Regions from separate parts of the Homo sapiens genome. Here region 1 is linked to region 2. A link is an interaction called in ENCODE POLR2A ChIA-PET data of the cell type or tissue named here. Cell type or tissue: MCF 10A. All regions are shown on one strand. Links, peaks and the distances in the headings refer to the core of each region. The heading gives the core; the rest is flanking DNA. Region 1 overlaps PHLPP1 (PH domain and leucine rich repeat protein phosphatase 1). Region 2 overlaps PHLPP1 (PH domain and leucine rich repeat protein phosphatase 1).

Region 1 (16,670 bases), core at 5,673-8,172, 150 kb before region 2:
ATTATAGGACATTTGCAGATCCAAATACTGTTTCAGAGAAAGATAGAGGGGAGGTCCACAGAGAATTCACTTCCCTCGAGTATTTGGAATGAGTGAAACACATACTTGGAAGCAATGTTTAAGTTATGAGAGATAAGAGATCAAAAGGGTGAATGGATGACCTTTCTTCACTTTACCTTCATTTAAAAAGAATGCAAAGGAGACAGCCAGGTGACAGCACCCTGGTATGGAGGAAAAGTCTAGAAATCTCTGTCTCTGTAATAAAATATAAGACTTTCAGCTTTGCCATAATAGGTAAGCCAGATATTTTTATTAATTCATTCATTCATTATTTTGAGACAGGGTCCACTGTGTCTGCCAGGTTGGAGTGCAGTGGTGTGATAACGGCTCACTGCAGTCTTGACTTCCCAGGCTCCAGCAATCCCACCTCAGCCTCGCAAGTAGCTGGGACCACAGGTGTGCATCACCACGTCCAGCTAAGTTTTGTATTTTTGGTAAAGACAGGATTTCTCCATGTTGCCCAGGCTGGCCTCAAGGGCCTGAGCTCAAGCAGTCTACCTGCCTCAGCCTCCCAAAGTACTGGGATTACAGGTGTGAGTGACCACGCTTGGCCAGGTAAGCCAGATAAATGATGAAATGCACACAGACCCAGATTCCAAGATAAAATTGACTGGTTTTAAAAAGAAAAAAAAAACATACACACACACACACACACACACACACACACACACACACACACACACATTTTGTGAAATATTTTAAATAATTCTATTTTAAACTAATATTTCAGTGCTACCGTTGCATTCAATGAGGCTACAGATATTTCTTCATAGCTGTTCAACATAGATAAGTGGAAGAGAATCACAGCATCACAGATTTTAAGATTACTAAAAAATATTTTAATGATGATTGTACTAACTACAGTGGTCGGTTTATAATCATAGCCAGGGACAATTCTACTTGATGCTTTAAAATGACAAGAAACCTGTGGCTTTTAAAAAACATCATGCCTGTAATCCCAGCATTTGGGGAGGCAAACAAAGGAGGGAGGACTGTTTGAGCCCAGGAGTCCAAGACTAGCCTGGGCAACACAGGGAGATCCCATCTCTACAAAAAGTAAAATAAAATTAGCCAGGCAGGGTGGTATGTGCCTGTGGTCCCAGCTACTTGGGAGGCTGAGGTGGGAGGACAGCTTGAACCCAGAAGGTTTAGGCTGCAGTGAGCTGTGACTATACCACAGCACGCCAGCCTAGGCAATACAGTGAGACTCTACCTAAAAAAAGAAAAAATAAAATAAAAATAAAAACAAAAAACAAAATTCCCATGTTGAAACTTAATCCCCAATGTGATAAGAGGTACGGTCTTTAGGAGGTAATTAGGTCATGAGGGTTTGTCCTTACAATTGGGATTAGTGTCCCTGTAAAATAAATTGAAGGGAGCTGCCTTGCCCCTTCAGCCACGTGAGGACGAAAGGAGGAAAGCTGCATCCTTGAAGCACAGAATGAGTCCTCACCAGACACCAAACCTGCTGGTGCCTTGATCCTGGACTTCACAGCCTCTAGAACTGAAATAAATTTCTGTTGTTTATAAATTATCCACTCTAAGGTAAATTGATATAGCAGCCCAAACAGACTAAAGCACTAAAGCAGTGGATATATCTTTCTTTTTTCTCATGTGCTACTGAAAAATGAGACTAGAAGGGGACTTTGAAGTCATTTTCTTTAATTTTCCAAGCTCATAGATAAAAAAAACAGGCCCAGAGAAACTGTATGACTACTGCATGCAATTATGAATCTACTGCCTTTCGACGTCATTACTACTTTTCATCTCTCCTCCTCCTCTTTTATTAAACCTTATTAAAGAGTTTAATATAAATAAATATCTATCACTCATAATTCTAAGCCACAGGTCAAAGAATGGCCTCAGGAAAGCACTATCTTTTCATTCTCATTTTCCCCTACCAAGAGTAGCAGTATGAGTAATGGAGGACAGTGAATATTCTGAACACTATATTTACCTTCAAACCAATTCAAGCACAGCTCAGTGCTCCCAAACTACTCAACAACCTGAAAAGACTGACTTCATTTTCCAGGACAAGCAGTATGTTTTAAAGAAAGAAATATAACTCATGTTCATTTGTCCTACAATACAGAGTTCACACTACAGAAAGGAAGTTAACATTTATGCAGCACATAATCAAGAGTAATCTTAATTATTAAAATGAAGTTATTTCAGTCACAGTATTATATTTAGCAAACAGCAATGAGCATCACTCAGGTCTGACTTACTCCAAAGGCACGCTTTTAGTTACTGATACCAAGTGTCACAGAAAAGCACAATCAACTAAATATACTTGATAATCTACAGAGACAGAAAACTGTACTTGTAGTATGTTTGCAAACAAACCTGAAGTCTCCTTCAAACTAGGTATCCTAAGTGCCCTATAACAAAGTGCAAAGGCTGGTGCCATGACTCACACCTGTAACCCCAGCACTTTGGGAAGCTGAGGCAGGAGGACCACTTGAGGCCAGGAGCTCAAGACCAGAGTGGGCAACATAGCAAGATCCCATCTCTACTAAAAAAAATTTAAATTAGTTGGGTGTGGTGGTGTGCACCTGTAGTCCTAGCTACTCGGTTGGATCACTTGAGCCCAGGAGCTTGAGGCAATAATGAGCTGTGATCGTGCCACTGTGCTCCAGCCTGGGCCACAGAGCAAGAACCTGTCTCTAAAATAAATAAATTAAACAAACAAACAAACAATGTGCATGACTGTTTGCCAAGGGTGGGGCCCTCAAGTGGCAGAAGGTCAAAGTGGGGACAGGGAAGAGATGGTAGAATCAAGCTGATACTATCACTATTAAATTACTAACACTGCTTTAATTTGCACCTCCTACTATATTTACATTATAAAATGAAAGTACGGTAATAATGACACCGTACGTTTATACACAAAATGTGCTAAACTATCTAGGGGTGTGATCTACTAGTGTTCCTACCTTTTCCTTCCTTTCTCCAGCTTCACAGCCATGACTAATAAATGGCAGAGACAGAACAGCACACAACTTCAAACTGCTATTGAGAGAATAGAGCAATCAGTTCCATCCCTGTATTTTCTTAGTTTCCCCTGTAATCTAGACAACAGTAGACCATGTAAATGTATCACTGTCTACACTTGGCTTTAAATGGAATTTTTCCCCAGTTACTAAATTTTGAGGTGTAATATTCCAAGCTACTTAAGCAAATTATTTATAAAAGGAAAGAGTGTTTAGTTTCTTAATCAGAAAAGTTTAAATGCACTAAATTCATGCATCCAACTTCCCTACCTTTATTAGGTAAATATAAAGTTTTTTTGTTTTGTTTTGTTTTGTTTTTGAGACGGAGTCTCACTCTGTCACCCATGCTGGAGTCCAGTGGTGCTATCTCAGCTCACAGCAACCTCCGCCTCCCAGGTTCAAGCGATTCTTCTGCCTCAGCCTCCCGAGTAGCTGGGACTACTGGTGCATGCCCCCACACCCAGCTAATTTTTGTATTTTTAGTAGAGACAGGGTTTCACCATATTGGCCAGGCTGGTCTCGAACTTCTGACCTTGTGATCCACCCACCTCAGCCTCCCAAAGTGCTGGGATTACAGGCATAAGCCACCACGCCCGGCCAATATAAAGGTTTTTAAAACAAGTAAACCACGGTTCAACAAGCTTATTTGAGTCTGGCCTCTAAAAAACTAGTTGGGAGTCAATGCTCATTAGAAAATGAAGTGGAGCCATTTTTATCCAAGGGCAGGAAAGAAAACAAAAAAGCCAATGTTTTACAGTGTCAAAGTTGAAAGAAAGAAACAAATATACACAAATGTTACCAATCCTCACATACTTCCTCCTTCTGGGCTTGTTTTGTCATAAGATGTGCTTAATCTTTTTCATTTTCTTAACACTTATTCAATCTATACTCAAAAATGTAGGTACAAAGCTATTTTTGCATGTGAGTTACAGGGAATGGCTATATATGCTTGTACATATTTAGGAAATAAAACCAAATAAACAGCATGATGACTATTTGGAGACATAATATTAATTAGCTTTAGATATATCTAAGTCTTGAGTAATTTTTCTTCCAGGAACTAGGGACATATACACTTGAAAACTTGACTAAAATAACAGTATGATGGAAGTAGTTGTACTTTTAAACCTATTCTAAATGTGCTCAAAATGGGTGTCACAAGTAACACCCAGGAAGAGAAAACCATACTGTTTTAGTCAATGATTCTAATAGAGAGAAATCAGTATTATTCACCACAAATGGGTCAATTAAAAAGACTCCCTAGGTAAATAAATTTCCGTTTCACAGTAACAGCCCGTGTTTAACTTGTTTTTTCCTCTGTGGGGCACATGCTAGCCCACTTTGGAAATTATTAGGCTTCAGTATTAAGTAATGAAGGAGCTGCTCAACGGCTGGACTTGTAAGCGTCGCTCTGGGCCTGCCCCCTACTTTGCATCAATTATGAAAAGCAGGATCCCTAATGGCTTTGAGTGGCTCTGCCTTAGTGGGGAGTTGCCAGGCTGTCAGTGCTCTGTAAGACTCACTGTATTTTCTTTTAAGAGAAAGATTTTATTTGATTACCAAAACAATAATGCTCATTTTAACAAAGTGAGTCCAACTATAGAAGCACATAAAAAGTTAACAGTCTCTCCCACTTCATTTCAAATCCTACCCTCCTGAGATAAGCAGTGTCAATAGTTTGGTTTATATCCTTCCAAAGCTTTTCCTCCTTACAGCTGCATAAATAGGAGATAGCCCCCTCCACATTTTTTTGAATCAGATTATACCACATATATTTTTTCTGCAAATTGTTTACTCACCCAATACAAACAAATCATCTTATTGAGTCAGTACATAAAAACCTAACTCAATCTTTTTGACAGCTGCATAATACACAGAGTACAAATGAACCATAATGTATTCCATTCCTCCGCTGATTGACATTAGGAGTACTCTCAGTTTTTCTGCTGTTACAATTCTGCAAGAAACATCCACTGATGTATCTGGTTGTGTATTAATGATTTTACTTTACAGTACTTATTGGTGCCTAATAGGCCTTATCCTTAATTCTGAAATCCAAGAGACTCTGAAAATTCAAAGATTTTTAATTGACTCATGTGATGGCAAAAGCTGATCTGAACTGATGTGAATATTCATTTGATCTCTCTAGAAATATGAATGTGTCTACTTATGGGGTGCTCTCTTAAACCCTGCTGGAGGTGTTACATAATGTACAGTATATGCACCATGTTATCTCCATTTAATCTGAAAACACAATTGTCCTCAAGAGTTTTAATAAGGGACTGTGAATCTATACTTCTAAAAGTATAACTGATGGCCCCAAGAGTATGTACAGTTTAAATATGTACTACAAAACTACAAAAAAAAGTTACAGAAATTCATACTCCCATTCAGTCATGTAAGAGAGGGTCCCTTTCCCCATGCTAGCATTTAATGTTAGCATCTTTTCAACTGTTGCCAATCTAATGGGCAAAAATTACATAGGTCATTTCAATTTTTATTTTGCAGTAAAGTTGAGCTGCTTTTTGCAAAGAAGAAAATGGTAATTGCAAATCTTCTTTGAGATACACATTCATATCCTTTGCCCACTTTTCTAATGGACTATTCACCTGCCACTTAGTTTGCAGGCATTCCCTGAATACCACCTGCCGTGTACTGTCAAATGCTACAAACACGCCCTCCCAGCCTGCTGTCTGGTGTTTCCCACTCTGTTCATGGTGACTTTTGCCACACACTAATTTTTAATTTTTATTTGCTCATATTTGGCAATCTCTTCCTTTATGGGATCCCTGTTTTTAATTTTGCTTGAGAAGGTCCTCTCACTCCACCCAAAGTGGTACAGATGTTCTCTTAATGTTTCCTTCTAACATGTATATATATTTTATTTTTTACATTTGGATCCTAATTCCACCTGACATGTTTTACAAGAAATGTTAGATGGAGGGCCAACTATTTTCTTTCTGGTACCTAGCTATGTTACCAACATTTATTAAATAAGTCATCCTTTCTTTTTTTCTTTTTTTTTTTTTTTTAAGATGTGGTCTTGCTCTCTCAAAAATAAATAAATACATAAATAGATAAAATCAACCTTATCCATTCAATTTAAATAAATTTTATATACTAGGGGAAGGGAGAACAAAAAGAGAAAGCTTAATGCTTTTCCAATAAAATAGAAAAGCTTGGGTAAAATGAGTTACACTTACTTCATGTTTCTCTTTACTTTTTTCTAAAAGAATTTATAAAACCAAGCACATGTTGTTGTTCTTAAGAGCACACCTTGTGGTTTTGAGACCATTAAAGTTTGACAGAGTAACTTTTCTTTTTTATCTTTAGAAGAAATAATCTTGGGAAGTGTATCAAAGTACTTTTAAAAATGTGTATTGAATATACTTGCTCTTTAGAAACTATAGTTAAGTGAATGGCCGGGCGCGGTGGCTCATGCCTGTAATCCCAGCACTTTGGGAGGCCGAGGCAGGCAGATCACGAGGTCAGGAGATTGAGACCATGGTGAAACCCCGTCTCTACTAAAAATACAAAAAAAAATTATCCAGGCGCGGTGGCGGGCGCCTGTAGTCCCAGCTACTCGGGAGGCTGAGGCAGGAGAATGGCGTGAACCTGGGAGGCAGAGCTTGCAGTGAGCTGAGATCACGCCACTGCACTCCAGCCTGGGTGACAGAGCAAGACACCATCTCAAAAAAAAAAAAAAAATAGTTAAGTGAATGAATGAGAGACACAGACCCCCAGTAAGCAACTTCCTTTTCCATGAACTCCTCAAATTCCAATTCCTTTCGTGTGGTGCTTCTTTGGCTTGGTAAGTTTGTCCTACAGTCATGTGTTAATATTCTTGTCCCAATCCAACTATGATATAGGGCAACCTGCATGTGCCATAATAGTTACATAAGGAAGCCAAATAATTTCTAAAATGCATGAGAGAGGCTGTCTTTCCTGGATGAGGAAAGGAAGGAACACCTTTTGCCCCATGTTCCTTTCGGACTCATCTGTGGTGGCAATGGCATGAGAAACATTTGGCTCATTGTGCCTGCTTCAGAATTGCTGGGAACACCCACCCTTCAGAAGGCATGACTCAACTCCTTTTGGCTTTCACACTGTTGTCCACACCCCCAAACTCCATTGGCCTGTAACTGAACTCTCACATCTTCTCAGTTTCTTGGTACAGTGCTTTTCCTGTCGTCCCTATATGACTTCTAAAATGAATCCACATGAACTTACGTATGCCCTTCTGTTCCAAGGGCCAAGGAGTCCACCAGCCTTGTTCCCAGTGAGCACCTGCCATCATCTGGGAGGCTTAGCAGTGCACGGATGCTAATGTGGCATGCAACCAGCTTGTCAACACTTGAGCCAAAATAAACAAATCATCCTATCTGAATCCTAGTCACCATAAATGCCTCCTGGTACAAGTAAAATAAACATATCACCTTTTCATATAACTAGAAAACAAAAATAAGCACATGCATATTTTACTTAGGTAAAAATTAAAATTTACAGTCATGAAAGAATTTTATAATTTTTTTAAGAACTGCTACAGATGTTGAAAATCAGAATAAATTTACCAAAGCTAAAACTCATAATTTTTCAAAAGTAATAATCAAAGAAATAAAGAATTCTCAGTGTTGACAATAATTTCCATGGACATTTTGCTGTAAAGGCAAATTAAAGTATTCCCTAAAGAGAAAAATTCTTTAATTAAAAAAAACCCTTTATTATTTATTTTTTAAAGTGATGAGGTATCACTGTCACCCAGGCTAGAGTGCAGTGGTGTGATCATAGCTCACTGCAGCCTTGACCTTCTTGGCTCAAGCAATTCCCACGCATCAGTGTCCACAGTACATGGGACTACTACAACCAGCCCTAAAGAGAAAACTCATCTTAATTCCTCTTTTAAAATAATTCAAACAAACAAACAAAAAAATAATAATTAAAGTAATTCAAACAAGAGGTACTTACTGGTTACTATGTGCCAAACCTTAGGCTGGGTTAATCCTATGGATACAATAACAAATAAGGCACAGCTCCTGCCTATGGTGGAGAGGGAGGTACGCAGTGGAAGGCTCCATGAGTCCAGTAAGTAAATTACATAGAGAACCACTCTAGATCATAAGATGGTAATTACGTGAAAACAGCAGCCGCTAGATCTATAGTAAGCCTGAACTAACTAAATTCAGGAAAACAATGAGTCATAAGCTGCATAAATTTGTCATTTTGATTCTTTAATAAATTAGCAATATAAGAATCAAAAACCAAGAAATATGTTATCACATTACACTTAAACATATCTGTTTTGAGATGGTTTCTTTACTCAATTTATCCATGACTACATTTTTTTTTCATTTTCTCACCAACATATCTGCCCATAGTTAGCCCATTAATTGCCAATGATATTCAAGAGATGTTTAATATTAACCGCCACACTAGGACAAATAAAAATATTACAATAACAAAACAAAACAAAAAAATTCCTTAAAAAGGCAGAAAATGGATCACTATTTCTGCTCCTCTTCTCAAACCAAAGGAGAGAAGATTCACAAGTATACTTGGATAAAATCCCACTCAAGTCACATAAAGATATATAAAAAGGAAAACCAAATAGCATCTATATCAAGGATATTGGATTACCAAACAAATGAGAAAGTGCGCATAAGCAAAAGTCAGTGAGAATAATTAGGTCATAAAAATGTCCTTAGACAGTAGCCTAAACACCATATAACAAATAGGCTAAGCATATCTCACAGCTAAATGGGGAAAAAAAAAAAACCCTAACACCCAAAAGTTTCCTAGGTATAATAAAAGTCTGATGCTAGGGTTGAACCATTATTCACTAAACATTTCTTGAGTTCTTACTATGCACAAAGGTGCTGGAAGTATACAAATGTGATTTAGACATGGTTTTCACCCTCCAGGAACTTGAAACAATTTGAGAACAAAGCTCTTATAAAATAAAGCAGAAGGTGAAAACTGAAAACTTACTGGCGGCATTGGGGGGTGGGGGGAGGAAGTACCATGAGTGTTTACAAAAGTGAAAACTTTTACCTAAGGAACATGAGTAGGAGTTCAATAGACAGAGGGGGACTGGAAGACAGACCATTTAAAAAGAATCGTATGGTATGGCTATTTCTCAAACTTCAGCATGCAATGTTATAATGCAGATTCTTGGGCCCCATCACTGTAAGTTCTGATTCAGGTCTGGGATGAAAAACAGGCATCTGTGTTTCTAGTTATCTTAGTCTATTTTGTGTTGCTATAACAGAATACCAGCTGGGCACAGTGGCTCACGCCTGTAATCCCAGTACTTTGGGAGGCCAAGGTGGGCAGATCACGAGGTCAGGAGATCGAGACCATCCTGACTAACACGGTGAACCCTGTCTACTAAAAATACAAACAATTAGCCCAGCGTGGTGGCACACGCCTGTAATCCAAGCTACTCAGGAGGCGGAGGTGGGAGAATCGCTTGAACCCAGGAGGCGGAGGTTGCAGTGAGCCGAGATCACACCACTGCACTCCAGCCTGGGTGACAGAGTAAGACTCTGACACACACACACACACACACACACACACATATCCAGAATACCATTGGGTAATTTATAAAGAAAAAATTGATTTCTCACAGTTCTGAAGGTTGGGAAGTCCAATTTCAAGATGCTGGCATCTGTTGAGGGCCTTCTTGCTGTGTCATCCCATGGCAGAAGAGCAGTAAGAGCAAGAGAGCAAACTCACAGCCTCAGGCCCTTTGATAATGGGCATTAATACATTCATGAAGGTAGAGCCCTCATGGCCTAATCACCTCTTTAAAGTCCCACCTCTTAATACTGTTGCATGGGGGATTATGTTTCCAACACATCAACTTTGGAGGACACATTCAAACCATAGCACCAATAAACACTACAGGTGATTCTGATGTAGGCATTTCATGAATCATTTTGTGAAACACTGATTTGGAAAGCAAAAACTACAAGGTAATTGGGAAACATTAAGTAGACCAAATTATTAAGGAGAAAGAAGCCCTGTGGTTGTAAAGAATGCTTAAAGTCTAATCACAGAGCATGTCAAGAAGACACTGGTATTTGCCTATGAAAAACTTTGAATTGAATGAAATAGTACATCTGAACATGCACATATTTATCACATGTATCAGATAATATCTCCCCTTTGTTGCACTTCCAGACACACACACACACACACACAATATGAGGAGTATAAATATGCATTCTGACAAAGTTTAAAATTAGGGGAAAAAAACAGCTATTTAGAAAGTCAGCCTTTCCCCAAGGTTTTCTTATTAATTATACGTCCAAAAGACATCACCAGGGAGGAATGGGTGTGCCCTGCTTTTACAGAGGTCACTGTCAAATATCCTGCCAGTTCTGGTGTCATCATCCTCACCACTCCAGAGAAATGACAAGAGGAATGTGACTCCTCCCATTCAAAGCTCCATTAGTTTAGAGCATGGTGAGTGACATCAAAATTACAGCCACTAAATAAAAACAGACATTTTCATGGGTCCTTAGTTTTCAAAACTGACATGCGTGTGTTGTCTGAATGAGCTCCAGAATTAGATGTGTTTATTTGACATGAAGTAGCAGAGAGAGGGAGGAGAGGAGTATTGGTCTCCATCAGCATTCTCATACCGGCAACCAAAGAATTATTTCAGAAGTCATCAGCAAAGATGTTAATTATGTTCCCAAGTCCCAAGTTATGATGACACTTCACCATCAACAAAATAAGCATCAGTTTGGTCCTTTTACTCTATACTTATTACTATGCACTAGGAGCTGTGCAGAGTAAAGTTGATTACCACTCAGAATAGCAAATATCTACAAATACAGTGTTGGCATTAAACTCTTGCAGTTAAGTTAAAGCTCAGAGAATACGGCAAAGAGCTCCACAGAGCTCAAAGAATGGAAGTGGACAGAATACAATAACTGAATTGGAATCAAGCCAAGGCTTTTGAAGATACCAGCCTCTCTCCCTTCTATTTAAGTGGGAATAAATGTTAAAGAACATCTTAAACTATCCCAAAAAGTCAACAGGGCAAACTAATTTAATATAGCCTGGCTGATATTTTGTTTCTGAGCTCCGTCTTCAAAATGTACTATATGAGGGAATAAGAAAATGGGCCATCATTGCCATAAATTAGGTCGGCAGCATTAGGCAAGAAGAGAACCAAAGGCTATATAATCACGGAGCCCCAAGCACCACCTGCCGGCTCTGCTTTGCTCAAATTCTCTGGGAAGGAAAATGGGAATCTTGTGAAATGGAAAGCTTCCCAAGAGGATCACAATTCCATCTGAAAAGCAAAGCTGTATAAGAAAGGAACTTCCAGTTCTGGGAACAGTTAACTGACAAAAAGACATTCCATACATTCCATGAAATTCCTTTAACATTTGGCAAGCCTCATGGAACCCTGGTAGTGGAAATTCCTTCCCAAGGTTATCTCTAACCCTGAGCAGCATTTGTGCTGTTTTTCTTTTACATAGGCTTTACTCTTTCTTCAGCAGTCTGCAGCTGGCTTGCCTCTAACGTTTTTTATACAGCAGTGTCTTCAAAGAAGCTGAAATTGTTCTAAGCGCTGCTGTTTAAATCGATCAAATGAACTGCAAAAATGTTTTAGCATGCCACTCTTTATTTCACTATGCTAATGAATTATCACTATTTCCATTAAAAGAAGTCTTCATGAATTATGTATAAAAACAAAAACTAAAATCTTTCAATAAAACCTGGAAATGTGGGCTTTTGGTAATGATAAGTAATTAACATTAATCACTTTACATCTGGAATGCCAACATCCCCAAAAGAGCAGAAGAGCAGAATAGGAAATAAGGTCATTTGTTTTCTACTCCAAGGGAACCAAAAATGTAGAAATTTGAGCTTTCTAAGAAGAGAGGTACTTGATAAATGCCATGCATAATTAGGAGTTTCTCATCGCTCATTTCTTCATACTTTCATTCTATTATGCCCACATCCTTGCACGCCCAACTCCATTCACTCTTTCCCTCTTTCTCGCATGAGAGGACCTGCCCCTCCATCTCTCCATTTTCAGCTAAACCAAATTTCACATCTAATCAGAGCTCAAATCAAGTCTTTCCTCCAAGTGTTGAATTCACTCCCCTCTTGACCCAAGTCATCTTTACTTATTTCAGGTGAAAACTTACTCAATTTATACCACAGCCTCTAAGACACAATCACACAAGCCTGAGTTCCTTGAAACTGATATGTAGGTGCCACATAATGCAATGTGGTTGATCAATAATCATTCTAAGTGACTGATGTCCCCTTAAAATAGTCACCTTGAATACTAAATACAAGAAATGGTTCCGCTGCTCAAAGCATTTCTAAATGTTCTCTTCCTAAAGTTTTATGATCACATTATTTTGATTATCCTTGGTGGTGGGAAAACCAACAATTCAGTTCAGTGAGTATTTATTAAGGACTTTACAGTAGATGGCAATTTTAGAAATTTTTAGATGCTTACTATAAAAGGATTGATAAGTACAAAAAATATTTAAAAAGTGAACAATTCAGAAGAGCAAAAGGTCACATGGAATTGAGAAGTAACTAAAAGCTTCAAGGAAAAAATGCCATTACAAATACACTTTGAAGGGTGGGGTAGGAGTCGCTAGGTTGAGCCTGGGTTCGGCAGGTGGTCAAAGGTAAAAGTTGGGGCACATTCTTGCAAGATGAGTGGCAAGAGAATGTGAAGTGAGTTTAGAGAATGGTAAAATAAACCATAGATTTTTTTTTAGAAGTCCAGTTTCATACGGTCCATTTTAAAACTAGTATCTCCTTTTCCAACTTCAAATCCTCTCTTACATTTTTCTACGTAAGGTTTTCTGAATCATCTCACTGTGCATATTGTCTTTTATCATACTTTCAACCAAAGAGAAATACAATGATAAATTACCAGTCTCACTTCCTTCTAAAAGTTGCTACAGGCCGGGCACAGTGGCTCACACCTGTAATCCCAGCACTTTGGGAGGCTGAGGCAGGCAGATCATCTCAGGTCAGGAGTTCGAGACCAGCCTGGCCAACATGGTGAAACCCCGTCTTTACTAAAAATACAAAAATTAGCCGGATGTGGTGGCGGGCACCTGTAATCCCAGCTACTCAGGAGGCTGAGGCAGGAGAATCACTTGAACGCAGGAGGCACAGGTTGCAGTGAGCTGAAATCGTGTCACTGCACTCCAACCTCGGGGGGAGGATAGAGTGAGACTCTGATCTCAAAAAACAAAATTAAAAAAAAAAAAGTTGCTACAAATACCTTTTGCAAAGAAGTTGCTACAAATACCTTTTGCGAAGAATACATAAAATTGAATGAATAAAGGCACTTCCCCCACCATTCACTCAAGAGTGCGTTCATTTATGGAGTATCTATTTAATGCTCACCTAGCAACAGTAATGACCTCTGAGGGGGACTTGATTCCTGCCCTCTCAGAATGCAAAGCCAAGCAGAGCACACAAGATAAATATAGAAAACAAAGGTGATAAAAGTTAAGGCCATACTGCTATTCCCATGAGTCACAGTATCTTTACAAAAACAGGCTTAACTATTACACAGAATTTTATAAAACTGTCAGGGGACAATAGTAACACACAATGGCAAAATTCAATATCCAAAGGAGAATGTTAAGAAAAACAAAAACGCTGGTGGTATACTTTTTTTTGTCCTATTTCCATATCATATATGATAAAAATCACATTAAGAATTCTATAGGCCGGACGTGGTGCCTCATGCCTGTAATCCCAGCACTTCAGGAGGCCGAGGTGGGCAGATAATGAGGTCAGGAGACTGAGACCATCCTGGCTAACACAGTGAAACTCCATCTCTACTAAAAATACAAAAAATTAGCCAGGAGTGGTGGCACGCACCTATAGTCCCAGCTACTCGGGAGGCTGAGGCATGAGAATCGCTTGAACCCGGGAGGCGGAAGTTGCAGTGAGCCAAGATCGCGCCACTGTACTCCAGCCTGAGTGGCAGAGCGAGACTCCGTCTCAAATATAATAATCATAATCATAATCATAATAATTCTACAGATACATAGCAGGTCCTCGAACAATGTCATTTCATTCAATGTCATTTAGCTATAATGTTAATGAGGAAAAAAATCAATTCCTGGTGAGGATCGCTGTCTGTGTGAAGTTTGCCCATTCTCCTCCGTCTGTGTGGTTTTCTTGGGGTACTCACTTCCTCCCACATCCTAAAGCTGTGCACATTACGTTCACCAGTGTGTCCACATGGCAAGTGAGAGAGACAGAGAGAGACAGAGAGCGAGAGTGTGTGTGTGTGTGTGTGTGTGTGTGTGTGTGTGCGCGCGTGCGTGCGCGCCCTGTGATGGGATGCTGTCCTACCCAGGGCTGGTTCCTGTCTGGCACTCTTAGCTGCCGGGAGAAGCTCCAGCCACCAGCAACCTGAACTGGAAAAACTTGGTAAATAATTGCCCTTTTTTGTTTGTTTTTTGAGATGGAGTCTTGCTCTGTCACCCAGGCTGGAGTGCAGTGGCGCAATCTCAGCTCACTGCAACCTCTGTCTCCCAGGGTCAGGCGATTCTCATGCCTCAGCCTCCCAAATACCTGGGATTACAGGTGCGCACCACCATGCCCGGCTAAGTTTGTGTATTTTTAGTAGAGATAGGGTTTCAACATGTTGGTCAGGCTGGTCGCAAACTCCTGACCTCAGGTAATCTACCTGCCTTGGCCTCCCAAAGTGCTGGGATTACAGGCGTGAGTCACCTCAACCGGCCTATATCTTACTTGTTTTTATTAATCTTTTTTTTTTTTTTTTGAGACAGAGTTTCGTTCTGATTGCTCAGGCTGGAGTGCAATGGCGTGATCTCGGCTCACCACAAACTCCACCTCTCGGGTTGAAGCGATTCTCCTGTCTCAGCCTCACGAGTAGCTGGGATTACAGGCATGCACCACCACGGCCCAGCTAATTTTTGTATTTTTAGTAGAGACGGGGTTTCACTGTGTTGGTCAGGCTGGTCTTGAACTGCTGATCTCGTGATCCACCTGCCTTGGCCCCCCAAAGTGCTGGGATTACAAGCGTGAGCCACCGCATCCGGCCCTTTATTTATCTTTCTTAAGTATATGCATAGCTCATATTTATTTCAATGCTTAATATTAAAAGCGTTTTGATCTTTATTTAGTAGTTTCGTGGTGTTGTAACCAGAAACATGCCCTAAGAACTTAACTCTTGTTTATATCAATTAACCTATGGTAAAACTGGTTTCATTACATATGAAATTAAATGAGGAGTTACTGTACATGATTTATCAAGTCATTTAAAATACCAACTTCTACTGAAATTATAGTGCTAGCCCTATAAAAGTAATTCCATTTCTAGAACCAGCTAGGACCTTCTAGCTGTGCTAGTTTTGTTTCTCTATACCAATTTACTTACAAACAGCAAAAGCCAGAAAGATCCATCTGGATCCACTTCCTTTATTAATGGAAGCGATAACCACCAACCATAAACAAACAATTGAAACATTATAATAAATTTCTATTTATGAAGTAGTTATTTTATAATTTGTCTAATTTCCACACATAGAATTAAACAATTTAAGTGTATTTTAATTGTCACCAATTTGGCAAGTACTTACTAGAACACAGGCTTCTTTCTTAAACTGGTTGGTATAAGTAACTAGTAATTAAAATAGTCTAAGATAAAGACATTTTAGTTGAACTTAAGTGACAAACTTTCCAAGTACCATGGACAAAGTTACTGGAAACACACACATACAAATTATTACTATCAAACTTTACTTTTGACTTCATTCTCCTATTTCTTTTTCTAAACATGGCAGGATATCACCATAAAAGAACTCTCTATCATCCCTTATGAAGGACTGCAGAATACGCTACCCCAAAATATACCACTTTGGCATAAGGATTATACTGGGCCAAACGCACTTGAAAAACAGCAGGTGTAAAAAGGAGTGCTCTGACCTCCCCTTTTCTTTTTTTTTTTTTTTTTTTTTGAGGCAGAGTTTTGCTCTGTCGCCCAGGCTGGAATGCAGTGGCTCAGTCTCGGCTCACTGCAACCTCCGCCTCCCAGATTCAAGTGATTCTCCTGCTTCAGCCTCCCGAGTAGCTGGGACTACAGGTACCCGCCACTACACCTGGCTAATTTTTGTATTTTTAGTAGTGGCGGGATTTTACCATGTTGGCCAGGCTGGTCTTGAACTCCTGACCTCAAATAATCCACTCACCTCAGCCTCCCAAAGTGCTGGGATTACAGGCGTGAGCCACCACGCCCCACCTAATTTTTTTTTTGAGACTGAGTCTCGCTCTGTCCCCCAGGCTAGAGTCCAGTGGCGCGATCTCTGCTCACTGCAACCTCCACCTCCCGGGTTCAAGCGATTCTCCTGCCTCAGCCTCTGGAGTAGCTCGGATTACAGGCACCCACCACCACACTGGCTAATTTTTGTAGTTTTAGTTGAGACAAGGTTTCACCATGTTGGCCAGGCTGGTTTCAAACTCCTGGCCTCAAATGATTCACCCACCTCGGCCTCCCAAAGTGCTGGGATTATAAGCCTGAGCCACTGCATCTGGCCTCTGACCTCCCCTTCTTGAAATCAAGAAACAAAACTCCCTTGTGAAAGA
Region 2 (16,670 bases), core at 8,177-10,676:
GCTGGGATTACAGGCATGAGCCACCATGCCCAGCCATAATTATGTTCTTAAGAAAAACTAAAATAATGCTCGTTTTTGTTTCAATAACCATAATTTAAAATCTTGGCATCTAGCCCAGTCCTAAGCACAAAATGAAAATACAATGCTTACTACAATTAACAAGATTTCCATGATAGGTTTAGCATGGTTTCTTAACAGTGTTTATTATTTATTAATTGTCCTCTATACCATCTGGTTTATATCTACATATCTACCTGAACTTAAAATTTACCATGTCTTTATGTTCACTTTATAAACAGATTTAATCCATGAGTTATTATGATAATCTAAGAATGGAAAATACATTCTTCAGAATCAGCTCTTACCTGTAAGTCATAAGAAAAAAGAAGTCATAAGAAAAAAATCAAATCTATCTCAGAAATATCCATAAATGAGTTTATAAACAGAAAGGAAACAGAATATAATAGAAAGCACAATCCCAGCTTGGTTATTTACTACCCGCAGCTTTCATGAAGGCTTCTGAACATCCTGCCTTTCTGCCTCCCGACCTACCCACCCTCCCTCCCGCCCAAACACATACACACCCCTACAGATTAGGAGCAGGGAACTACAAGCTGTGCTTGCTATCAAAACAAACCTACCCAATGCAAGCATTGCCGAACCTGTAAAACCAAGTTTGGCAATCAGCTCCTCCACCTCTCCTTTGTCCCCGTTTCCCTTCCAGTGCAGTAAGGTGCTTTAGGATGGCCCAAGGAAGGATCAATCCTCCAAAAATTCAGCAGTAGTTGAAATCACTCATGAATTCACAACAGATGGTATACACTATGATTACTTGGTTGATGAGCTCGAGAAAAAGCATATTACAATAAATATTGAGATGTGACTCTTCTTTACCTTCTAATTCACTAAGAAAACTGAGGCCAATTGAGACCCAAAGACTTCCAGAGCTCTTACAAGAATCTCTTTATCCATCCTTCCTAAAAGCCTTATGGAAACAGACGACCCTCTTCCCACCTAGGGTTAACTCCTTCATGGATGCTCCATGCCTGCTTATTTCTTTCTTTCCTTTGTTTAAATTTTTCCCCTCTGTTCATCCATCATCCTTAGCCTCTTTCTCCCTCTCTCCCTTCAGGATAGAAATACTGTTCAAATTTCTGCCTTCAGGGCCTCTTCTCTTCTTCCACTGAGATATAACTTACATCTAATAAAGCACACAAACCATAAGGGTACCAATCAATGAACTGTTGTATATGTACCCACCCAGAAAACTAAAACCCAAATCAATACAAAGAGCAATATCAAGACCAGACGGCTCCTCATGTCCCTTCCCATCCATATCCCGCTGAAAGGTAACCACTACAATACGTCACCAAAAATTAGCTTTGCCAGCTAACTGACCTTCATATAAACATAATCATAGAGTTGTATCTCCTTCATGTCTGAATTATTTCACTCAATATAACTCGCTACTACTTTTTAAATATAGGCATTCTTCGGAGTTGCTTCCTAAGGCCTTTCCTCACTCTAACAATTTCATTCAATCCAAAGGCTTCAAAACTACTATCTGTCTAGCATTTTCATTCAATCCAAAGGCTTCAAAAGTACTACCTAAATAGAGATGATCCTGGAGCTCTTCAGACATACTTGAGTATTCTTCAGGAACCTCAAACTTAACACATCCAAATTCTAACTCATCATCTCTCCCCTTACCCTAAAACCAATTCCTGCTCGCATATTCTGCCTGTTGGTTAATGGGATTATGGTCACCCCTAAACTAGAAACCTCCAAGTCATCCAGACATATAAAATGTTGTTGGTCTAGTTCACACCATATCCCTAGTTACCAACATGCAGGACATACAGTAGTCTGCACTTATCTGCAATTTTACTTTCCACAGTTTCAGTTACCCACAGCCAACCACAGTCCAAAAATAGATGAGTACAATACAGTAAGATTGACAGACCATATTCACATAACTTTTATTACAGTATTGTTATTAACTGTTCCATTGTATTAGTATTTATTGTTGTTAATCTCTTACTGTACCTAATTTAGAAATTAAACTTTATCATAGGAATATATGTATAGGAAAAAACATAGTAGAGTCATCCCTTGCTATCCAAGTGGTACTGGTTCCAGGACCACCACCCACCCCAAAAGATACCAAAATCAATGGACACTCAAGTCCCTTATATAAATATTTGTATATAACTTATGCATATCCTCCCACATACTTTAAATTATCTCTAGATTACTTATAATACTTAACACAATGTAAACGCTATGTAAATATCCAATAGTTGTTATACTGCATTTTTTTATTATTTTTTATTGTTGCATTGTTGCTTTGTTTTGGGGTTTTGTTGTTTTTGAGACAGGTCTCACTTTGTCGCCCAGGCTGCAGTGCAGTGGCACCATCACAACTCACTGCAGGCTCGGCCTCCCAGGCTCAAGCCATCCTCCCACTTCAGCCTCCTGGGCAGCTGGGACTACAGGCATGTGCCACCACATCTGGCTAATTTAAGAAAAAAAAAATGGTAGAGAAAGGGTCTCACTATGTTACCTAGGCTATTATTTTTTACTGTTTTTTTTTTCCTGAATATTTTCGGTCTGTGGTTGGTTGAATCCATTAATGCAGAACCCATGGATACAGATGGCCTACTGTATATCTAATGTTCTACCTATAGGTATAGGTACTACCCCCAGCTTCAGGCATCCACTAGAGGTCTTGGAACATACCCTTCTCAAATTAAGTGGGAACTGCTGTACTCAAATTAGTTCAGGAGTGAATAAAAAATCCTGAACTGCCCTTCCCCCCTCCACATATAATCATTCATTAAAACCCAACAATTCTACATTGTAAACAATTATCCTATGTTCATGGTTCTTCATCTGCACTGACCTCGTGTAGACCTTCATCTAACTTCTAGGTCCCCTGCCAAAAATGTCCTATCCCATCCACTCCAGCTCCTGGTCTACTCTTCCTAATCCTCAAAAGCATCTCCCACCGACCCTATCACAACTGCAGCAGAGGTGATTACCTCCCTTTTTGGAATGACAAATACCTTGTACAAACCTCACAAGCAGCACATTCCAAGCAGCACTGCATGCTTTCCTTCCCTGCCACTAGGCTGAACTCCCTGAGCCAAGGGCAGCATATCATTCCTTCGTCAGCTCCTAACAGGCTGTTTTAACACACAAAGTCAAAACATGTTTATCAAAGGCCCTACTAAGGCAGTCTTCAAGTTTCTAGTTAGTCCCTCGCCAATCTATCCTCCAGCTGGCTGCCCAGTTAATGCCAAAGACTACAAATCTAATCATGTCATTCTCCACTTGACTTGCTTATCGAGTCAAGTCCTTAGCATGTGAGGCCTTTCACCACATGGCCTCAACCTCTCTTTTAGTCTCATCTCCTACCACTTTTCATCTCATCACCTAAAATTTCACCACTCCAAACTACTCACCATTCCCCACCCACATCGAGCCCTGTCATTCATGCTGCAGTACCTGGCATGCCCTTTTCATGCAATGCTAGTCTCTCATTTTCTCAGAGAATCTTTCCCAGGAATCCTTTCCAGAGGATTCTACTTCCAGGGAGCTGGTATGTCAGCCTTTCTGGATTCCCCTGGCACTGTGTAAATGCCTCCAATAAGGCATTTCAAGTTTTATTATTATTATTTATGTAAACGTCACCTCCCATTAGATAGGAAAAACTCAACATTCAAAAGACATACATCCTAAGAGCTTCATAAATGTAATACATATTCTTTTTATACCTCCTCACTTCTGTCTGATAGCCATAGCTAGTGCTAGCATTTATTTTGTATACGGAAAAAAATAAATGGCTCCTAGAAGAAAACCAAGTAAATAAATAATGTCTATATCACTTCCTGAGAGTTACCACACATATGGTAACCAGTAGAAAGTGACAAACCTCCACTGAAATTTGGAAGCTGGGTGGTGAGCCAGGCCCATTTACCAACTAAACAGATGGCTGCAGTCAGCTTAACATGTATTACCATTTCAAACTCATGCCTCAGCAAAACCAGTCCTTCAATGTTAAATTGTAAATACCAAGAACAGAGGACACACTTTCATTCATTATGTCGCCAACTCCTAAGTAGTGCCTGGTCCTCAAGGATCACTGAATTAATCAGTGATATCCGCTACACAATCTGTTGCTTCCTACTTTTATGAACTGATCCACAATTCTTCCATCACCCAACTGTAAACTTGTCATCTTGGAGCTTCTGTTGCCAAAAGAGCCAGTTAGCTACTGAGTCCCAGGATAATATCCACATCAATCTCCTTTACTCCCTCCCACTGCCCTAGCTCAGGCCCTCAGTGTCTCGCCTGAACCACACAGTGGTTTACCTCCTTCAACTTCTACTCTCTCCCACTCCCACCATGCAGATGAAACTCCTGGGGATCTTGTTAAAATGCCGATTATGCAGTAAGTCTGAGGTGGGGCCTGAGATTCTGCATTTCTAACAAGCTCCCAGGAGAGGCTGATGGTGCTGGTCCACAGACCACATTTCAAGGGGCCAAGGCTCAACACAATGCAGTCAACAAGCAGAGGCCAGCTAACCATCAATCAGGAATGGACAAGCAGAGGTTTCTATGCTAGGTAAGAAACTATTAGATGCTCTCTGCCCCCTTTCGGTGCAAAGATTCCAGGCCATCTCTGGGCTATCCATGAGGTTCTCACCCATTTTATACAAGTGAAGCCTGGCAAAGCTATACTCTTTTTTTTTTTAATTTTTTATGTATTATTATTATTATACTTTAAGTTTTAGGGTACATGTGCACAATGTGCAGGTTAGTTACATATGTATACATGTGCCATTTAACAGACATTACTTCACTTATGGCATTTGTCAGGTTCTGATTTAGTAACTGTCTACAGACAACCCTGGTTTAGTCTATTCCAATATTACATACGTTTCTAAAAGATAAAGAAGATACTGTGCATGGGGTAAGTATAATTGTGCCTGTGATAGTACCCTAAAGATAAATGAACTGTACTACTTTCTTTTACCCATCATCAGGATTATCTGGAGGTTGATGCTACCTGGGGTAATCTGTCAGTTTCTTAAAACCAAGAGGGTGGTCAACTGGTTTTGTTGTTGTTGTTGTTGTTGTTGTTGTTGTTGTTGTTGTTTTGATGGGGGGCTGGGAAGGGGAAGTATGCATATCTATAAAAGTAGGAAGCAATGACACCTTCCAATTCTAATGGCTACAAGCCAATTCAGGATATAAAATAAGCATTCCAACTATACAAACAAGACAATCCCTACTCTCAGAAATGAACTTCTGTGTGGTATCTTAAGAATGACATCCTCGGCCAGGCAGGGTAGCTTATGTCTATAATCCCAGCACTTTGGGAGGCCAAGACAGGCGGATTACTTGAACTAAGGAGTTTGAGATCAGCCTGGGCAACATGGCAAAACCTCGTCTCTACAAACAATACAAAAATTAAAATTAGCCAGATTACAAAAATACAAAAATTTAAAATGCCAAATTACAGGTGGCATGCACCTGTAGTCCCAGCCACTAGGGAGGCTGAGGTGGAAGGATGCCTTGAGCATAGGAGGCAGAGGCTGCAGTGAGTGGAAATCGCACCACTACACTCCCGTCTAAGCAACAGTACCAGATCCTGCCTCAAAAAAAAGAAAAAAAAAAAAAGAATGACATCCTCTTAAGCAGTTCCAAGATGTTTGTAGAACTTTTCTCATCACATATTCATTTTGTGAATTAAACACCAAGTCCCTCACATGACTTGGTTACAAAGCAAGGGATCATTGAGCTTCTGCTTCATAATCACAAGGGCCAATAACTATTCTCCTCCTGATTACATTGGTGCTAACATTTCTGTTAACATCCCCCATAAAAATCAGCCTGTCAAGTGTTGATATTGCTCTAATGAGTTAACTGAAGTCTCTGTAAAAATTTTCACAGAGGGCAAATAGGTGTTATTTAATAATAGATGGTGGAAAATACCCACTGGCAGGTAATTAACCTGAATGTTGATTGGTTTGAATTAGAAGTATTTTATTTGGATTAGAAGCATGACTTATTTTAGTCAGACAGGCTGAAATAATTTTTTTTGTTACCATGGTGTTTCTCATAATTATAAAACACAAAAAGCAAAAAGCAGCTCATTTTCCAGTGTTGTCATCCACATTACTACAAGACAATATTTCACAGAGCCACTGCCATCTACTCAAGATAAAAATAATTTATAATAGGTCATTAGTAAAGACAACTTGCCATGTGTGTAGTACAGGTTTTACAGCCATGGATAAAAGAGCTAATAAGTTGTTTTATGCTTATATGAATGCTGAAAGATTTTGTTTCTTCCTAGCATAGACGAGAGGTTTTTTTAAAAATTCCTTCTTCCATGAAGATCCAGAGAGGAGATACAGAGGTTTTTAAAAAATGACCCCAGGTCATGACCAAATCATCATCTTCCAATTTTTACATGAATGTGGTGTACGTATGATACCAAACTAAAAAAAAGTACCTCCCTTCAGAAGATAAACAGCACTTCCCATCAACCTCATAAATCCATAGAAAAATAAAACCTCATAGGCCTTAAAAAAAAGAAATACAAGAATGTCCCTCAGTGTACTCTAGGCTACTGTCAGGCTTTAGTGCAACCTCCAGCACATGCACATTTGCATTTTTTTGTTTCAAAAAATCAAAACGAATATTTGCTTAACCCAGAATTTAGATCCTCACAAACTATAATACAAATAGAGCCCAAAACGATTCAAGTGATAAAAAGGCCCAGATGCCTGGAAGTATTTGGTAAATGCTAAGGATTCAACTGGAACTATTAATCCTAAACTCGGTCGACTGTATCTGGAACCAATAATTTAGAGTTGCTCCTAAAACAATTCAGGATCCCAGAACTGAAGCAACAGTCTACTCCTAGTCCTTCGAGGGCAACACAGTGGAGTTTGGAGGCTCTCTCTCCCCATTCCTGCTACTACAGTAACCTGCGAATACTATGTCTCCATTAGAACACTTTTCACCTTTTTATTGTTAATGCTGGCTTGTTTCCACAAACATGCCCTCAAATTGGTAAGTAATTCAAGGGATCCTAGACAATTCACATTAATCATCTTTAATTCAAAGGATCACGATATAGTAAATAATCACAGTAATTACTGATTAAATGAATGAATGTGTATAGGCATACCTCAGAAATACTGCAGGTTCAGTTCCAGACCACTGTTATAGGGCGAATATCACAATAAAGTCACATGAATTTTTTGGTTTCCTAGCGCATATAAAAAGTTATGTTTACACGGTATAGTCTATTAAGTTTGTAACAGCATTACATATAAAGCACAATGCACACACCTTAATTTAAAAATACTACTAAAAGGTACTAACAATGATCTGAGCCTTTGGCAAGTCATAATCTTTTTGCTGGTGAAGGGTCTAGCCTCAATGTTGATGGCTGCTGACTGATTCAGGTGGTTGCTGCTGCAGATTGGAGTGGCTGTGGCAATTTCTTGAAATAAGACAATAAAGTTTGCTGCTCAACTAACTATTCCTTTCACAAAAGATTTCTCTTTGATAGCACTTTACTCACAGAACTTTTTTCAAAATTGGAGTCAATTCTCTCAAACCCTGCTGCTCCTTTATCAACTAAGTTTATGTAATATTCTAAATTATTTGTTGTCATTTCAACAATGTTCACAGCTTCTTCACCAGTAGTAGATTCCTTCTCAAGAAACCACTTTCTTTGCTTGTCCATAAGAGGAAATTCCTCATCCATTCAAGTTTCATCATGAGATTGCAGCAATTCAGTCTCATCTCCAGGCTCCACTTCTAATTGTAGTTCTTTTGCTATTTCCAACACATCTGCAGTTACTTCCTCCATGGAAGTCTTGAACTCCTCATTATCATCCATAAATCAACTTCTCCTAAACCCATGTTAATGGAGGTTCTCCTCCCATGAATCACAAATGTTCTTAATGGCATCCGGAATGGTGAAACCTTGCCAAAAGGTTCTCAATTTATTTTGTCCAGATGTATCAAGGGAATTACTATCTATGGCAGCTATAGCCTTACAAAATGTATTTCTTAAATAATAAGACCAGAAATTCAAAATTACTCCTTGATCCATGGAGTACAGAATGGATGTTGTGTTAGCAGGCATGAAAACAACATTAACCTCTATGTACATCTCCCTCAGAGCTCTTGGATGACCAGGTACATTTTCAGTGGGCAGTAATATTTTGAAAGGAATCTTTTCTTTTTCTGAGCAGTAGGTCTCAAAAATGGGCTTAAAATATTAAGTAAATAATGCTACAAACAGGTGTGCTGTAATCCAGCTTTGTTATTCCACTCATAGAGCACAGACAGAGCAGATTTAGCAGAATTCTCAGGGGCCCTAGGATTTCCAAAATGGTAAATGAGCATCCGCTTCAACTTAAAGTCACCAGCTGCATTAATTCCTAACAAGAGAGTCAGCCTATCCTTTGAAGGAAGCCAGGTACTGACTTCTCCTCTCTAGCTATGAAAGTCCTAGATGGCCTCTTCTGCCAATAGAAGGCTGCTTCATCCATCTACACTGAAAATCTGTCACTTGGTGTAGCTGCCTTCATCAATGATCTTAGCGAGATCTTCCAGATAACTTGCTGCAGATTCTACATCAGGTTCTACACATCATAACTTGTGCAGCTTCACCTTGCACCTTTGTATTATGGACACAAGCTTATTTCCTTCAATCTCATGAACCAACCTCTGCTAGCTTCAAACTTCTCTTTTGAAACTTCCTCACCTTTCTCAGCCTTCAAAAAATTAAAGAGAGTTAGGACCTTGCTCTGGATTAGGGTTTGGATTAAGTGAATGTTGTACCTGGTTTGATCTTCTATGTAGACCACTAAAACGTTCTCCATATCAGCAATAAGGTTGTTTTGCCTTCTTACAATTCATGTGTTCACTGGAGTAGCACTTTTAATTTCCTTCAATAACCTCTTTTGCATTTGCAACTTGGTTAACTGTTTGTGGCACAGGAGAACTAGCTTTTGGCCTTTGTCAGATTTCAACATGCCTTCCTTTACAAAGTTTAATCATATTCAGCTTTTGATTTAATGTGAGAGACTTGTGACTCTTCCTTTCAATTGAACACTTAGGCCTTTATAGGGTTACTAACTGGCCCAATTTCAATACTGTTGTGTCTCAGGGAATAGGGAGGCCCCAGGAGAGGGAAAAAGATGGGGGAATAGCCAGTCGGTCAAGGAGTCAAAACACACACAACTTTATCAAGCTTGCCATCTTACATGGGCGTGGTCTGTGATGCCCCAAAACAATTACAATAGTAACATCAAAAATCACCGATCACAGATCACCTTAACAGATATAACAATGAAAAGGGTGCTCACTTCGGCAGCATATATACTAATAGTGGAATGATACAGAGAAAATTAGCATGGTCCCTGTGCAAGGATGACATGCAAATTCATGAAACGTTCCCTATTTTTTTTAAAAAATTATAAACAATGAAAAGTTTTGAAATATTGCAAGACTCACCAAAATATGACACAGAGACACAAAGTGAGCACATGCTGTTGGAAAAAACGTTGCCAACAGACTTACTCAACACAGGGTTGCCACAAACCTTCAATTTGTAAGAAATGCAATATCTGCAAAGCACAACAAAAGCAAGCACAATAAAACAAGGTATGCCTGTACAGTCTTCCATGTAACTGAGCATCAGTGCCCAACAACAGTAGATCCCATCTTCCTTAATGAGCCCTAATTAACTCTAATTAACATCTGTGGCAATTTCCCATTGCTAAAAATAATAAAACCACATGACATTTGTATAACATTCACAGTTTACAAAGCACTTCCACACGTATCATCAAATCTGAATCTCACAAAGTTCTTCAAAACAGTTTTTTTTTTTTTTTTTTGAGACAAAGTTTTGCTCATTGCCCAGGCTAGAGTGCAATGGCACGATCTCGGCTCACTGCAACCTCTGCCTCCCGTTTTCATAGGATTCTCCTGCCTCAGCCTCCCGAGTAGCTGATTTTTTTGTATTTTTAGTAGTGACAGGGTTTCACCATGTTAGCCAGACTGGTCTCGAACTCCTGACCTCAGGTGATCCACCTGCCTCGGCCTCCCAAAGTGCTGGGATTACAGGCATGAGCCACTGCACCTGGCCGAAAACAGATTTTTTTAAAATCACCTTTTTTTTTCTCTCTCTCTCTAATAAATGAGGCTGAAGGAGGTTAAGGGGTTTACTATAGGTCTCACATCATGTAAAGAAGCACAAAGACCAGAGAAGGGCTCCAGTGCTCTTTCCACCCCAAGGAAGAGCAGCAACAGACATCCCAAAATGTGGAGGGATGGTGTGTAAGAACTAGTACTGTCGTCATAGACACTTTCATTCATTATCTTACTTGATCCTCTCAACAACCTCGTGCAGCAGGTAAGAAAGAATGCAGAAAAGCCGTGTCAGTGGCACAGCCAGAACTCAAGTCCAGGTGGTAACTAGTTTAAAGTCTATGCTTCACAAATGCTGATGTGCCCAAACTGACCACAGAAGCTCATTAGGGATACGTTTTCCATATTCAGCAAATCAAGGGGGACACTTACAAGTTAACTCTGACATGTGATGCCTGAACTTGAATTCTGCCTCTCTCTTGCTCACTGTCCAAATCTAGACAAGTTACCAAACTGCTCTGTAACTCCATTTCTCTATCTGTAATACTGGGGTGATAACCTACCTCATACGGTTGTTGTGAGAATTAAATTAATAGTTATAAAGCACTTAATATTTATAAAGCACTAAACAGTAATTAGCATACAGGGTGATAGAAATGTTTACTAAATACCAAAATACTATATAATTTCTTGAACATTAGGTAGCAGGATACAATTGTGCTGAAGCAGTTCAATTCTTTTGCACTTGCTTATTCAAATTTTTTAAAAATAACATCTGGTTTGTCATTGTGGAAGAAAGCACTGTTACATACAAATACCTAAATGTGGTGACCACAGTTTCATTTCATTTAGGTTTTTTTTTTTAGACGAAGTCTTGCTCTGTCACCCAGGCTGGAGCGCAGTGGCATGATCTCAGCTCACGGCAACCTCCACCTCCCTGGTTCAAGCGATTCTCCTGCCTCGGCCTCCCGAGTAGCTGGGATTACAGCCGCACACCACCATGCTTGGCTAATTTTTTGTATTTTTAGTAGGGACAGGGTCTCGAACTCCTGACCTCAAGTGATCTGCCCGCTTCAGCCTCCCAAAGTGCTGGGATTACAGGCATGAGCCACCACGCCCAGCTTCATTTAGTATTTTACAGCAATGGGTCCGGAGATTTTCTCCTTAAGTGTTCATGTATTAAAAAGCCTATAGTCAACTACAGCAAAGGTGATTTGGAACTTCTGCAACACAACTAAAAGCCTACAGAAGAGAAACCTAGTTGTCCAACACACAGAATCTTATAAAGCCACCAAACCCAACAGCAGTACCATTTGTGTCTTGCAGTCATTTATATAATAACTAAGAATTGGTCAATAGACCATGAAAGCCCGTTTGCCAAAGATGGCAGATGTTCTAATTTGACTTTTCTATATTTGGAATGTGTTCCTTTTCCCTCCCCCATTCCCACTAAAAAAAACACTTCATTTTTTCTGGGAATTAACTGACTCAACAGCACTAACGTACCATGGGTACGATTAGAACACTGGTCGCAGGATCACAGAGTTCTATCTCAAGTTAGAGCTATTTCAAATTATTATTCCTGTAATCAAGAACTGTCATCAGTTCAAGACAACACATGGAACCCCCTTCTCAGGCTAGCCAAAAAAAAAACTCAAGGCACCACTGGCAGAGTCTACTAATTTCAATAGGCATGTTAGCCTTCCTTTTTTAAAATTAAAAGATAAACCAGGCCAGGCGCAGTGGCTCATGCCTGTAATCCCAGCACTTTGGGAGGCCGAGGCGGGCAGATCACGAAGTCAGGAGTTTGAGACCAGCCTGGCTAACATGGTGAAACACCGTCTCTACTGAAAATACAAAAAGTACCCAGGTGTAGTGGTGTGTACCTGTAATCCCAGCTACATGGGAGGCTGAGGCAAGACAGGAGAATCACTTGAACCTGGGAGGCAGAGGTTGCAGTGAACCAAGATCGCGCCACTGCACTCCTGCCTGGGTGGCAGAGTGAGACACTGTCTCAAAAAAAAAAAAAAAAAGATAAAGATAAGCCATATGTGCTTCACAATGACCTTTAAGGGGTAGCCCCCAGAATTTCTCCAGAAGGTGAAAAAAGTTCAGTGAATCTGAACAGTATAAACAGCTGAGACTGCTGCCTAATGCAAAATAAATTAGTCAAAGAGCTCAAATTCAGAAAACAGAAATCAATGCTTTATGTCACTTCTTTAAAAAAAATATTTTTTTTTTTTTTGAGTCAGTCTCACTCCATTGCCCAGGCTGGAGTGCAGTGGCACCATCTCGGCTCACTACAATTTCTGCCTCCTGGACTCAAGTGATTCTTCTGCCTCAGCCTCCCGAGTAGCTGGGATTACAGGGATGCACCACCACGTCCAGCTAATTTTTGTATTTTTAGTAGAGACGAGGTTTCACCATGTTGGCCAGGCTGGTCTCAAGCTCCTGACATCAGGTGATCTGCCCGCCCGCCTGCCTCAGCCTCCCAAAGTGCTAGGATTACACGCGTGAGCCACCGCACCTGGCCTAAAAAATTATCTCTAATACGTAAAGGGTGAAAAATACACATAGAAGCAATATTTTATATTCCAGCCCCCCTCCCCTTCCCATCCAAGCCACTTAGAGATGATACAGAATCCACAGGAAAGGAGTATCCTGATAAGTCCATATCCAGAAGCACATAAGCTGCCATCCTAAAAGTGACGATGGCGTGGGAAATTGGGGCATCAAAAAGAAATGCAGTGGTAAGGCTAAAGAGCCTTCCCTTTCTCCCTACTGTCCCTCAACAAACCCTAATACCTACCCTAAACTTACATTACTCCATATTGTAGATTTTAATCCCCAGCCTGCCAGTTAAAACAGACAAGCAAAAATGGCATAAACTCTGGAGAAAAGTGCTTTTTTTTTTTTTTTTTTGAGACAGGGTCTCGCTCTGTCACCCAAGCTGGAGTGCAGTGGCATGACCATGGCTCACAGCAGCCTCGAACTCCTGGACTCAAGAATATCTTCCCACCTCAGCTTCCCAAGTAGCTAGGACTACAAGCATGCTACCATGCCCATCTAATTTTTTTTATTATTATTATTTTGTAGAGAATGGGTCTCACTATGTTGCCAAGGCTGGTCTCGAACTCCTCAGCACAAATGATTCTCCTGCCTTGGCCTCCCAAAGTGTGGGAAATACAGGCATGTGCCACATACCTGCCAAAAGGGGCATTTTAAATCAGTGAAGAAAGAACACAGTTATTCAATTAAAATGTGCGAACAATTTGTTATTTTTCCTCCTTCCCTTTTTTTTTTTTTTTTTGAGACAGAGTATCACTCTGTCACCCAGGCTGGAGTGCAATGGCTTGATCTCGGCTCACTGCAACCTTCACCTCCCAGGTTCAAGTGATTCTTCTGACTCAGCCTCCCGAGTAGCTGGGATTACAGGTGCCTGCCACCATGCCCAGCTAATTTTTGTATTTTTAGTAGAGATGGGGTTTCACCATGTTGGTCAGGTTGGTCTTGAATTCCTGGCCTCAGGTGATCCACCTACCTCGGCCTCCCAAAGTGCTGGGATTACAGGTGTGAGCCACCGCACCCGGCCTCTCCTTCCTATCTTAAATGATGATACATCAAATTTTTATGCATAGAAAACTATAAAATACTGGCCGGGCATGGTGGGTCACGCCTGTAATCCCAGAACTTTGGGAGGCCAAGGCAGATGGATCACCTGAGCTCAGGAGTTCAAGACCAGCATGGCCAACATGGCAAAACCCCATCTCTACTAAAAATACAAAAGTTAGCTGAGCGTGGTGGCAGGCGCCTGTAATCCCAGCTACTCAGGAGGCTGAGGCAGGAGAATCGCATGAACCCGGGAGGCAGAGGTTGTAGTGAGCCGAGATCACACCACTGCACTCCAGCCTGGGTGACAGAGCAAGACTCCATAAAAAAAAAAAAAAAAAAAAAGAACAGAACAGAACAGAAAAGGAAAGAAAAGAAAAGAAAATGATAAAATACTACAAGTACTAGAAAATTTTTAAAATCCTGGAGTAGAAGAGATATTCCTAAGCATGACACAGACCCTGAAAACCTAGAGGAAAAGACTGATATAAAAGTGAACAGATAAAGAAAATATAAGTGACTTAGTAAACAAAACTAGCTTCTCTATGTAACTCCCAAAGAAATTAGTAAGAAAAAAGCAAACATCCAACCCCCCCAAAAAAAAAAAGCAGGCAAGGGATATGAACAAGTCACAATGAGTTACCAATTAATGTTCAACAAAATTAACTGCAAATTTTTTTAAATTGAGATTTTTTTCCCCAGGATCAGTTACCCTACTCACCCCCTCCCATCCATAAATACAACTACTACCTCTCATCATATCCTACCTCCACACTCAATGGAGAACATGCGTGTGTGTGTGTGTGTGTGTATATACACATACATATATATAGTGTGTGTGTGCATAAGGAAGAATAAGTTTGCCAACTATAGCAGTGTTTATACACGAGAGTTCCTTGTTACTTAAAACTGAATGTCAGCTGCACCCCAGCCATACCACCTCTCTAAGAGACCATCAAGAGAAATTTTTCCTCTGCTTCCGCATCTGGGATACTCAATATGACAGATGCAATATATTTTTACCCTTGTGTACTTACGCATTTTTTTAAAAGTTCCTTTACTCATTTAAAATTGAACAGTAATCTTTGGGGAATTAATTGACTTAGTAGGCTAACTCTCATAGAAAGGAAGCTAAAGCTTTTGCTTAAGATAAATAATTAAATTAAAATGAAATCTAGCATAAAAGGAAATCTGTCATACCCTAAAATTAGCTGGAAATATTTGTTTCCACAGTTCACAAACTATCTTTTTGCTAATGAGAGCAGGATATTTCTTTCTCTCTCTCTCTCTCTTTTTTTAAGAGACAGAAAGAGAGAGAGAAAGTATTCAAAGCAATGGCATATTTCTGATAAAGACTTCCAAATCAGCACACAACAAAAGCCCAAAGATACTGAACAAGTTGTTTCAATTATGTCACAGAAAGGTAGAACTGCGTACATGTACCTGAAAAATAAGCTAAGTTGCAATTAATTTTGACACATCTTTTTAAAAATAATTCAAAGAAGATAATGTTGAATCTTTTTAATACATACATATTTATTTTTTTATTTATTATTTTTTTTTTTTTTTGAGACTGAGTTTTGCTCTGCCACCCAGACGGGAATGCAGTGGTGCAATGTTGGCTCACTGCAACCTCTGCCTCCCGGGTTCAAGCGATTCTCCTGCCCCAGCCTCTGGAGTAGCTGGAATTACAGGCGTGCGCCACTAGGCCCAGCTAATTTTTTGTATTTTTAGTAGAGACAGGGTTTCACCATGTTAGCCAGGCTGGTCTCGAACTCCTGACCTCAGGTGATCTGCCCGACTCAGCCTCCCAAAGTGCTGGGATTACAGGTGTGAGCCACCGCACACAGCCAACACACACATATTTAAAGGGAAATTTTTTTCAAAATTCATGCTTAAATTTTTCTCCCAAATTATTTTTTTAATTCAATGATTTTTTTCTAACACTTTTATTCTTTTAACAATTTCACCTTCAAAGTACTGAATGAACTAAGAACATTGATTTTCTAACACTGTACCTCTTCTCTGCCAACTGTCAATAGTTCTATCATGCATCCCACAAAGGTAACATCACTGATGAAATCTAATTTCTCTCTCTGCAATTAAAATACCCACCTGTTCCATCAGAAGTTCCTTTCTTACAATCTGTCAAAGTGATATGCAACCCCTCAAAAGCACTGATTAGAATGAAAAGAACTAGGAAAAAACCTTGAATAGAGAAACGACTAACTGTGTAAAGCACACAATTTCTTTAACTTTCATTTTTAATAGTATTAATATAAAGAACCACCAAAGACAGTAAGTATTACACATTCACAGTGTGGGAAAAAAAGAACACTGGACAGATCATCAAAATCCTAGGTGGTGGTCCTAACTCTGTAACTGACTTAACCAATGATTCTGGACCAGATTCTTTACCTCACAGGTTTACTTTTCTCATCTATAAAAATACAGATGTTGGACTAAATTATCTCTACAACATCCTAAATTCTATTACCTGTCCAAAGTAACAGTGCAAAAAATCCATTTTCTTAAAATGTTTTTTCTCCTACTGACTCTAAGCACCGGTAGGCAAGCACACAGCTCACCATAAATAAAGCTAACTAGCCAGCAAATTTTACACATTTGTATCCCTCTAATACAGTTATTAGAGTAAACTTGATGAACTAGACTATGAAGGCATCTTGCTAAGTTAATTTAAGAATTTCACTTTAACTTAAAAGAGGATGTACTTTATACTCATCTCTGGCATGCTGAATTTTACTTCAGGAGTAGGAATGACAGGGAACGGGGTAATCAAACATCGATTCTTGTCCTAATCTACACCAAAGAGGAGGTCTGCTTTGTTTGGTTGGCAACCTCCAGCTGACTTG

What was found. Peaks named below come from ENCODE experiments on the same cell type or tissue, not always from the same donor. Only the 100,000 strongest peaks of a DNase experiment are listed, where the experiment ranks them.
Region 1: POLR2A ChIA-PET joins it to region 2 with 5 read pairs; 3 of 35 experiments call an interaction of 5 or more read pairs at or near these places.

What each region holds. Positions count from the first base shown.
Region 1 is chr18:62,872,362-62,889,031 of GRCh38, reverse strand. The region is part of intron 4 of PHLPP1 (PH domain and leucine rich repeat protein phosphatase 1); the gene reads right to left. Among named protein-coding and RNA genes, the nearest start is that of PHLPP1, 170 kb to the right of the region's middle. RefSeq lists enhancers at 831-1,000, 9,009-9,508, 9,509-10,010, 10,910-11,410, 16,399-16,670. In MCF 10A, for the core only: no CTCF peak of the experiment used is centred there; a DNase peak (open chromatin) is centred at 7,151.
Region 2 is chr18:62,724,056-62,740,725 of GRCh38, reverse strand. All of the region lies in intron 1 of PHLPP1 (PH domain and leucine rich repeat protein phosphatase 1), which reads right to left. It also overlaps the pseudogene RNU6-142P. Among named protein-coding and RNA genes, the nearest start is that of PHLPP1, 17 kb to the right of the region's middle. In MCF 10A, for the core only: no CTCF peak of the experiment used is centred there; no DNase peak of the experiment used is centred there.